Linked DNA regions of Homo sapiens: region 1 is linked to region 2. Evidence: read pairs that join two places in POLR2A ChIA-PET (ENCODE). Cell type or tissue: OCI-LY7. All regions are shown on one strand. Each heading gives the region's core, and the rest is flanking DNA. Links, peaks and the distances in the headings are about the cores only. Region 1 has its middle 12 kb from the start of RNVU1-1. Region 2 overlaps PDE4DIP (phosphodiesterase 4D interacting protein).

The links. Peaks named below come from ENCODE experiments on the same cell type or tissue, not always from the same donor. Only the 100,000 strongest peaks of a DNase experiment are listed, where the experiment ranks them.
Region 1: POLR2A ChIA-PET joins it to region 2 with 5 read pairs; 2 of 35 experiments call an interaction of 5 or more read pairs at or near these places.

What each region holds. Positions count from the first base shown.
Region 1 is chr1:148,347,793-148,353,176 of GRCh38, forward strand. No RefSeq gene overlaps it. Among named protein-coding and RNA genes, the nearest start is that of RNVU1-1, 12 kb to the right of the region's middle. In OCI-LY7, for the core only: no CTCF peak of the experiment used is centred there; no DNase peak of the experiment used is centred there.
Region 2 is chr1:148,977,178-148,982,561 of GRCh38, forward strand. It overlaps PDE4DIP (phosphodiesterase 4D interacting protein), which reads left to right. Exons shown (of 47, transcript NM_001395426.1): 21 at 760-876; 22 at 1,101-1,238; 23 at 2,560-2,672; 24 at 4,093-4,220. Among named protein-coding and RNA genes, the nearest start is that of NBPF9, 120 kb to the right of the region's middle. In OCI-LY7, for the core only: no CTCF peak of the experiment used is centred there; DNase peaks (open chromatin) are centred at 784 and 2,604; H3K4me3 peaks cover 352 bases; H3K27ac peaks cover 1,395 bases.

The sequences.
Region 1 (5,384 bases), core at 200-5,199, 630 kb before region 2:
CTCCACATAATCTTATGTGCAAATTCATCATCTATCTCTATTTCTTATAGCAGATTTCTTTTTCTTTTTTAGCTCATTCATTTAGGCTTGCCAGATGAGGTTTGGTAACAACTATCAGTTATCAGCAAAAATGAAACAACTAATGAAGAGCAATGAACAGGACTATTATGTTCCTCAAAAAAGTCCCTAAAATGCAATATTTCCTCTAAATGTCACAAAAGTAAGACAGTGATTCACTATTAAAAATCCTAATCTAAGAAAGGTTGAAATTTAATGATGTTGGTTTTCCAAATTTTTATTTTGTTGTGGCCCAGTCATGGGCACCAGAGATTAGGAAATGACTGTGCAGAGGCTTGAGGGAATTTGGGAAAAGACAAAAATATTCTAAAATGTGACACTGCTGATGGCTGCGCAATTGGTGAGCTTTATTACAAGTAAGCTTTTTTGTTTGTTTGTTTGTTTGTTTTTGGGGGGGATAGAGTGTCACTCTGTTGCCCAGGCTGGAGTGCAATGGTGTGATCTTGGCTCACTGCAACCTCCGCCTCCTGGGTTCAAGTGATTCTCCTGCCTCAGCCTCCTGAGTAGCTGGGATTACAGGGACATGCTACCATGCCTGGATAATTTTTGTATTTTTAGTAGAGACGGGGTTTCACCATGTTGGTCAGGCTGGTGTCGAACTCCTGACCCTGTGATCCACCCACCTCAGCCTCCCAAAGTGCTGGGATTACAGGCATGAGCCACCGCGCCTGGCCACAAGTAACTTTTTATATGAAATTTCCGGTTTCAATTCTGACATATAAAGAGGTGGGAAGTCACCATTTGTCCTCACAACAAGAATAAAGCTGAACAAACTGAAAACCAACAACTCTTCTTATACGGCCAGAGAATTGAGGTCGCTGCCACCCTGAAAACTAGAAAGACAGGCAAATGCACGGAGTCACAGCTTACCAGGAACAGAAACTGCTGGAGCCAGCACCTGGGAGGAGAACTTAAATAGTATTGACAGATTACTAGAAGCTGAGGGTGGCTTGGCTTGAGCATTAAAAACGCTCTGAGAACCAGTCATGGGGGGAATCTCACACTTTCCTAAATCTGACCACTAGAAACCCAACAAAGTTCTCATGGAGAAGATCAGAAAAAATCCCCGAGGATTGGCACTGCCAACTTCAGCTACAGTAACCAAAACAGTATGGAGTTGGTGAAAAAATGTAAAACAGACTCATAGATCAATGGAAAAGAAAACAGAGCCCAGAAATAGACCTACATAAATATAATAAACTGATCTTTGATAAAGGTGCAAAGACAATTTAACAGAGCAAGGATGGCCTTTTCAACAAATGGTGCGAAAACACCTGGACAACCACATGAAAAAATAAATAAATGTACATACAGATCTTATAACTTTCACAAGTGGATCTTATAACTACCTGTAAGGTTCAAAACCACAGGACTCCTAGGAGATAACACAGGAGAAAAGCTAGGTGACCTTGGGTTTGGTGATGATTTCTTAGAAACAGCATTAAAAGCGCAATCCATGGAAGAAACAAAATTGAAAAGTTGAACTTCATTACAATTAAAACCTTCTGCTCTGTGAAAGACACTGTTAAGAGAATGAAAAAACAAGTCAAGACTGAGAGAAAATATTTGCAAAATACAGATCTGATGAAGGGCTGGTGCCCAAAATAAATGAAGAACTCTTCAAACTCAATAATAAGAAAGTGAACAACCCAATTTAAAAGTAGGCAAAAGATCTGAACACCTCACTGAAAAGATATACAGATAACAAATAAGTATATGAAAGAGACACTCAAAGTCATTTGTCATTAGAAAATTGCACATGAAAACAATGAGATAACAGAACACACCTATTAGAGTGGCTAAAATCTGTAAAAAGTGACAATCCCAAAAGCTGTCAAACAAACAGAGCTACAGGAACTCTCATTCATTGTTGGTGGAAATGCAAAATGGTACAATCACTTTGGAAAATTGTTTGGGAGTTTTTTTTTTCTTTTACAAAGCTAAACATAATCTTACCCTATAATCTTGCAATGGCAGTTTGACTTATTTAGCCAAATGAGAGGAAAACTTATGTTCACCCAAAAACCTGCACACAGGTATTTACAGCAGTTTTATTTATTATTGTCAAAAACTGGAAGCAACCAAGACGCCCTTCTCAACAAGTGAATGGATAAACAAATTGTGGTGTATCCATACAATGGAATATTAGTCAGTGATGAAAAGAAATGAGCTATCAAGCTATGAAAAGACATAAAGAAACATTCAATTCATAATACCTGAAAGAAGCCAGTCTGAAAACCTACATATTGTATCATTCCAACTGTAGGACATTCTGAGAAAGTCAAAAAGATAGAGATAGTAAAATGATCAGTGGTTGCCAAGGGTGAAGGAGGGAAAGGAGGGATGAACTAGTGAGGCACAGGGAGTTTTCAGCAGTGAAACTATTACATGATACTGTATTTGGGAGTCATGACACTGTAATTTTCAAAACCCAAAGAATTGTTTTAAAAAAATAAGATAAAAGACAAAACACTTAATGTGAACTATAGACTTCAGTTGATGATAATTATCAATATTGGTTCATCCAGTGTAACAAATGTACCACAATACTGCAAGATACTAATGGGGGAAATTGTGTATTGAAGGACAGGGAGGCACATGGAAACTCTCTATAGTAGCTGCTCAATTTATCTGTAAGCCTAGAACTGTTCTATAAAGTAATATCTATTAATTTTTCTAAGTTAGAATGTGAAAGCTCCAAATTCAATTTTTGGTGGCATCCTGATATCATGTGGTTAATACTTGGCATTGAGATGCACCAAACTGGAGTCAGAGCAGTTGAAGATTTCAATGTCTGTGCCTTCACCCTCTGTGCCTGGGGATGCCCCTGGAATCCAGATGGCAGATCAGTTAGGTCGTAGTGGCATCAGCACTCCAGACAGTGTAGGTTCTAGTAAGGACAGGGTGAAATCACCTTGGAGGGCAGAACTTGCTAAATACTTGGAACCACAGATCAAAGGAGAAGGAGACAGGGAGGAACTGCAGGCTACAGAATGAGCTCCCTGACTGAAAGATAAAGGCAGCTTCAGAGATTTTGGCAAATTTTGTGAGAGAATTAAATGTCAGAAAAAGAACTTAGATTTCAGTGCAAAGTGGTCTATTTAAAAAGAAAGAGAAGGAAGGAAGGAAAAGGAGGGAAAGAGGGAGGGAGGGAACTTAGATGAAGACTAGAATATCTGGGAATGGGCTTAAACCATCAATCGTTTCCATTAATGACCACATGCTAACTAATTATAGCACAGAGATACCATACTGTAACATCAAGTACAGTTAGCATGGGGGTAAGAAAGTGTTCCCCAACCTCTCCGTTCTCCTCTGAAGACACATTTTCTTCTGAAGAACAGAGATATTGAATCTTGCCTTTGGGTAAGTTTGGGCATCCACATGAATGAGCTGGGGCACCCAACACCAGATTACACCAGGCCACGACCTTCCCTGCTGCCCCTTGCCTGCTTCAGAGGCTGCCCCGCTGCAGGTGGGGGCCTCAGCCCCAGGTCTGATGTTGTCCATTTGCTTTCTCACTGGGCTTCTTTCCTTGCACTGACTTCCACTCCCCAGGACTCAGTGAGTGGCCACATGGGAAAGACACAAACTGGCCATGCCCCTTTCTCTCTGACACCTCTTGATGCCTGCAGAGGTGAGCTCCAGACCCACTCCATGAGTAGTGACTTGAGACTTGCTCACAATGATGTCCCTGTCCAAGAGCAGGGACTGGCACTTAATAGCCACACATGAAAGCTCAGTGAAAGAAGGCATCCACCACAAGGTCCTGGAGGAAAAAGAATTCCACTATGGTCCATAACGTTTTAGTCCCAAAAGATCCCAGATTAGGAGATGTGAAAGGCTTTTGAAAGTGGCCATTCTTTTAAAGCATTATGCTGGCAGCTGCACTATGTTTCCCCATCCTGGACATGTCTGGAGGGCACTGTCTACAGCCATACCCACCTCCCCACCCAGGACAGTGCAGCAGCTTTAATTTGGGGGATGCCAGTGGGCAAGGAAGGGGTGAACCATGAAAGCTGAACAGGAGAAAGCAGGTGGAAGAGGGGCAACAGGGTGGAAATAGAGAAAATAAAGGTGGGTAGAGAATGGGGGGACTCAGGGGGAGAGAGAGAGAGAGGGAGAGAGAGATCTAGCCACTAAGGAAGGAAAAAGTCCAGAAGAGAACACTTGTCTGCTTCAGTAAAATAATTTACACCTAACCAGGTGCAAGGGCACTGCAGGTCGTGGGTGGCATGCCCTGGTCATGCTGTGATGTTTAGGGGCCATGACATCTACCCTTTGAATCCAAATCATCAAATAGAGAGGGAACTCTGTCCCTATCTAGCTGGCAATGCCTTGCGATTTTACCTTTTAGATCTGGCAGCTCTCCACATCTGCTCACTTTGTGGGAGGCAGCTCTTGACGCACCAAATCAGGATGATTCAAAAATCAGAGCCTTGGAGACTTCACTGGAAGGCTTGGACAGTGGGAGGTGGTGGCATCCGGAGGGTGGAGTCCAAGAGGTAGCAGCGCTGAGGCTCCACACACCCTCAGGAGGATGGTAAGGGGCAATCTCTTGGTGAGCACCTAACTTCCCCAGGAACCTCTGCCTAGGTGGAAATGGGCCCCACGCCTAGCTTTTCTCTGGACAGGCCCTAGCCAGGGATCCAGGGTACCAGTTGAGTCCTAGGCAATGCAAATGCCTGTGTGCTGACCTTGTGGTGACTGGAAGGAAGCACCATGATCCTTCCACTTGGAACTGGACTTGCAAAGACGATGGCTCCTACTGCTTTCAATTTCCTTGGACTTTCGCAATCAGATTTAGCCTTTTGGAATGTGAACATGACTCTTCTGGGTCACCCCAGGTATGGGGTGGCCTTGGATCTGCTGGTCCTCCCCAGGCCTCAAGGACTGGCTGATATTCATCATCTCGGTTGGTGTCACCGCACTCACAATCCCCAGCAAAGATCCCCCAAAGTGTCCTGACTAGAAACATATTCCTCAACTTCCTCTCAGCTCGTGGTAGCCATTCTTCTGTTAGTGTAGGCTGCGTGTGGGAGGCTGGTGGTGGGTAGGGTGGGAGCCTAGAGAAGGAAGAGGAACGGTAGCCAAAAAGGAGCAGAGAAGGAGGAGGAGGCAGGAAGTATAGAAAGCTGGAGGGAGCTGGGGAAAATGGGTGTGGGGGTAGTGTGAGGAAGACAGGGAGCAGGAGAGAGAGGGGACTGGAAACAGAAGGAGAGGAGGAGGAGAAAGAGGAGGAGAAGAAGGCAGAATAAGAAGAGCAGAAATTCCAGCATATCCCAAATCTTGTTCCAGAAATGGTT
Region 2 (5,384 bases), core at 278-5,277:
GTAGCTAGGATTACAGACACACACCACCACGCTCGGCTAGTTTTTGTATTTTTAGTAGAGATGGGTTTCACCATGTTGGTCAGGCTGGTCTCGAACTCCTGACCTCATGATCCGCCCACCTCAGCCTCCCAAAGTGCTGGGATTACAGGTGTGAGCTACCACGCCTGGCCTATTATGATTTTTAATGAAGTTTGTCATAACCAAGTACTTGTCATTTTCTGATGAGAACACTGAAAGTTTAGGGCATGTAGTGCCAACTTTTGGCAGTATTTCTTCACAGGTGGTGGCGTGTTCTTCCATCAGGAGTCATGTAATGTTTGGTGATCTCTCGTGATGTTAGCAGCTGTTGCTGTTTGATGCCTTATCCCTTAATTCATTAAGGGTTGCAAAATGGAGATATCCTAATGCTATCATTTTTTCATCTGTTAGGTGAAGTTTTACTTACATAAAAACTTCATCTCTTCTTGCTTCTGCTAATGGTAACCATTCTTTTTCAGTATCATAATAAGCTTGTTAAACAAATTTGATGTGTTTTATAGTGCCAGCTAAAGTAGAAGACATCATTAAGAACAACTATGACATCTTCCCATAAAACTTCCTTTGTTACTATACTGCATGGATTATTGGTTTGATGCTGTAGAGCCCTATTCATGTTCTCATTTTCTTTTCCATTACTGGCTGATAGTAATAGGATATGCAAAAGCATTTGCCTCAGTGTTAAAATGTAAACATGGCAGACATTGTTTCCTCTTTTCACAGATGGAACTTTCTGCTCTACAGTCCATGATGGCTGTGCAGGAAGAAGAGCTGCAGGTGCAGGCTGCTGATATGGAGTCTCTGACCAGGAACATACAGATTAAAGAAGATCTCATAAAGGTCTTTCAAAACTTTTTAAAGACCACTGGAAATGTTCACAGCTCAGAATACCTGTAGGGCCTCTTCAGACAATATTTGCACACATCGAATCCCTTGGCCAGTGATTATCCATATCCCACTTGAAAGTATAGGCAGAATATTTCAAGACATTTGTTCCCGTGCTACTCTGCTGAATAATCCTTTTATTACTATTTTCACATCCATACTTATTTTTTGACTTCTAGGACCTGCAAATGCAACTGGTTGATCCTGAAGACATACCAGCTATGGAACGCCTGACCCAGGAAGTCTTACTTCTTCGGGAAAAAGTTGCTTCAGTAGAATCCCAGGGTCAAGAAATTTCAGGAAACCGAAGACAACAGGTAAGTTACTGGAATATAAACCTTATTTATTTATTTACATTTTTTTGTATTCTTTTTTTTTTTTTTAGTAGAGATGGAGTTTCACCATGTTGGTCAGGCTAGTCTTGAACTCCTGACTGCAAGTGATCCATCCTCCTCGGCCCCTCAAAGTGCTGGAATTACATACAAGCATGAGTCACCACATTGAGACAAGGTCTCACTGTGTCACCCAGGCAGGAGTGCAGTGGTATGATCACAGCTCACTGCAGCCTCAAACTCTGGGGCTCAAGGAATCTTCCTGCCTCAGCCTCCTGAGTAGCTGGAGCTGCAGGTGCACACCACCACGCCCGGCTCAAACCTTATTTTTCTACTGTGAAATAAACCATGGTAAAGCTGTCAATCTCAGCTATTTGTGGAGGGTTAGTTGATGGTATTTCCTAGAGAAACTGTGCTCTAAAATTTCCTACTTTGGTCGGTAGCAGCTATAGATGCCCCTTTCTGACATTTGTAGTTCTGAAAAGAGCAGCAGTTCTTTTGGACACATACCAATAGTTATCCCTCACACTCATACCTAAGTCACCTCCCTCAACTGAATCTTTCTCTTTTATCTGCATTTAACCATGTTCAGATCTCTCCCAGTTAAAAAAAAAAAAAAAAGAGAAAGAAACCCCTACATTTGCCCCAAATTTCTCTGTAGCTACAGCCCCATTTAACCTTTCTTCAATGCCAGACTTTTCCAAAAGACTTACTTGCCTGTACTCCCTGTCTCCATTATCATCTGTCTCACTAACTACTCACCCCACTGCATTCTGGCTTTTAACTGTACCTTAAACAACTCTGTTGATTATACATTGTCATAGCTCATTATCTTTATAGCACTTATTACACTCACAATGACACACATCTATGATTAATGAATGTCTTTTTCCTCCACTAGATAGTAAGCTTTCCCCTAGAACCTAGAACAGAGTCTGTCCCGTAGAACGTGCTCAGTAAATATTAATTGAATGAATGAAGAATACTAGTAAGTCCTATTATATACATTTCCCTCTTGTCCATCCTGTTTCCCTCTTACTCCTTTTTCTTAGCTGCTTTCCTGTGCTTCCAGCTTCTCTCTGCTTTTTCTTCTTTTTGCTCCCATGTTTGAATTCCACCTTACAGGTTTTAAAGATAAAAAAAAGATAATATGACATTGATTTGAAAACTATAAAATAGTATCAAAAGCTTAAGTACTAAGATAGTGGGCTTTTTAAGTCATAGTACATGCTAATGCATTTTCTTGTTTCTTATTCATGTCTCACTGTGCCATTTGCGTATTGCTTCCTCTCTCTTCTTTACTCAGTTGCTGCTGATGCTAGAAGGACTAGTAGATGAACGGAGTCGGCTCAATGAGGCCTTACAAGCAGAGAGACAGCTCTATAGCAGTCTGGTGAAGTTCCATGCCCATCCAGAGAGGTAAGAGAGAGGCTGTTTTTTCTTTTATTCTTTATTGAAATTTTTATTTCTTTTACTATTGTATTTATGCCTTTTATTCTTCATTAAGTGCAGATGCTTATGATACTGAAGAGGGGAGAAAAAAGAGGGACAATTACCGGGGCTACCCACTTTGTCATTTGTTTTATGGATTGCTCTGAGCCTCAGTGTCAAAATCTTAAGTTGGGATTAGTGCCTGTTTCACACAGCTATTGCAGAGATTAAATAAGAAGACAGCTTTTGTGTCTAAAACAATGCCTTGCATGTAGTAAGCACTCAATGTATGTTCATTTCTTTTCTGTGATCCATGTCCTGTTAAAGGCTGTTCTATTATAAACGTAAGGCTATGCCCTGTCTCTACTAAAAATACAAAAATTAGCTGGGTGAGGTAGCGCGCGCCTGTAGTCCCAGCTACTCGGGAAGCTGAGGCAGGAGACACACTTGAACCTGGGAGGCAGAGGTTGCAGTGAGCTGGGTTCACACCACTGCACTCCATCCTGGGCAACAGAGCGAGACTCCGTCTCAAAAAAAAAGAAAAAGAGTAAGGCTATAATGGGCACTGATATTCATTTAATATCATCAAAGAAAATATATTAATTGGGATGGCTAATATCATCCTGGGACCACCAATAGCTATCATGATGAATATATTTTTCTTCTACCTCTTGATTTTTGGTCACATATATGATACCTCTCTGGATCATTTTATATTCTCTTCATTTTTGTTTTCTCATTTTGCCTTCCCTACTAGCCCCTTTTATTCTTTTTCAATTTTTATTATTATTATTATTTTTGCTATTCAGTTTCTTGTAATTTATTGTTGGGCTTTAAAAATGTTTTCTTTCTACCAGGAAAATGAAGGCAGAGGAAAGGTATGATAGGACCAGTTGATTGTGTTACTTTTTAAAGAACCTCTGGAGCTTTAGTTTTTATGAACCAGATTCCTTTTCAGCACACCATCCCACCGTCAAGTTTGGTAACAAATGAGAAAACAAATATCTTCAGTAGTGGTTCTACTTGGCTCAGTCTTGCTCCAGTTTATATTTAGTTTGTCCTGGGTTTTAGTTTTTCAGAAACAAAAGCTTTTAGCCAAATAATGAAATTTCTCTTGTTTGGGCTATAGGGGTGTGAGATAAGTCTTAGGAGCTATAATTTTATGTGAAATTGGCCCAGAATCTAGCATAAGGGGCAAGCTTTTAAAAAAAGCAACAGTCCTTACTAATCTATCAGCAGTGAACACAAATGCCACACAAAGACTACATTCATTTATTGTGTCCTGGAGAACAATTACTTTACAAAGTCGTGTGGCTCAAAGTGGTATTGATGGTTCTTTGGAAACAAATGTGGACTCACTACAGTTGATGGCTAATCCACTTTCCTTCCATGTGGCATGTTTAATCAGCTCTGAGAGAGACCGAACTCTGCAGGTGGAACTGGAAGGGGCTCAGGTGTTACGCAGTCGGCTAGAAGAAGTTCTTGGAAGAAGCTTGGAGCGCTTAAACAGGCTGGAGACCCTGGCCGCCATTGGAGGTGGGGAACTGGAAAGTGTGCGAATTCATCACAAGCATGCCTACTGAGCACTGGCGGGTCAGACTGCAGCCCAGGATGGAAAACCTTGTTTGCACTAACCAGAAAGATCCTTGTCTGATTTTGGCAGAATTAAACGGTGACTTACTAATGATAGAACTGGTACAAGTAGCATCAACTACAAAGTGAAACTCACTTTAGCCTACATGGATCTCACTGTACATACATATCAATCCCTAAATTGAATGGTGGAGGTTGCAAAGTGTATTTGCACATTTTAAATCATTCTGTTTTAGTTTTTCCACTTTTATTCATTCTTATCCCTAGCCCCTTCTCGTTCCCTCATCCCTTCTGTGGGCCAATAAAGTTTATTCTTCCCCAACTTTCACAATCCATTTCATATGTTCCATATCATATCATAAATGCATGTGTGTGTATTATTTTTGCCATTCAGTCAACTCCTCTTTGAGTGAGAGCATTTTTTAAATCAAAAGCATGCAAGTTTTAAGATGAGAGAGCGGGAAAGAGATTGAGAGTCTATAAGAATGACTTTGCAAAAGTGATATAATCCTTATCAGAAGGTAATCAAAACCAGGAGAGTAGTCTTGTAATAGTAGACTGCAAGTATTGGGAAGGCCAAGTTAAAGAACAGAGGCAAGAACTATGAAAGTGATCATAGTCAACTTTTATCTCCAATACTGTCTCAGAGTTGACTGTTGTACACAAGTGAAATTAGATTAGGTACAGATTAAATTCTACTTAAAATTTGTTCTTTATTGATTCCTTTAGGTTTCTTTAAACCAAGCTCATGCTATTTAGTCAGAACATGACTTCTAGAATGGTCTTCCAGAGTCAGAATTCTCTGTTTACAAAGATAATTTCAAATGTAGTATCCCTCTTTACATTCAGTGTTTCACCAAATAACTCATTATAGCCAGAAGAGGGTATTGCTTCTTTCATTTGTGGCACTAGATAGGGTCCTATGTTTTTCACTATTTAGTATGTATACATTTCTCCATATAACAGTAATAGGCTTCAGGCTTTGAAGTGCTAGAATAGTTTAGAAAGAAATGTTACAGATGTATGTTTATAGTTTTAATCATTGCCTCAGTGCTTTCTTGTGGCAGCGTGACAGGTATAAGGAGAGGGGCACTGGAGATTGTATTT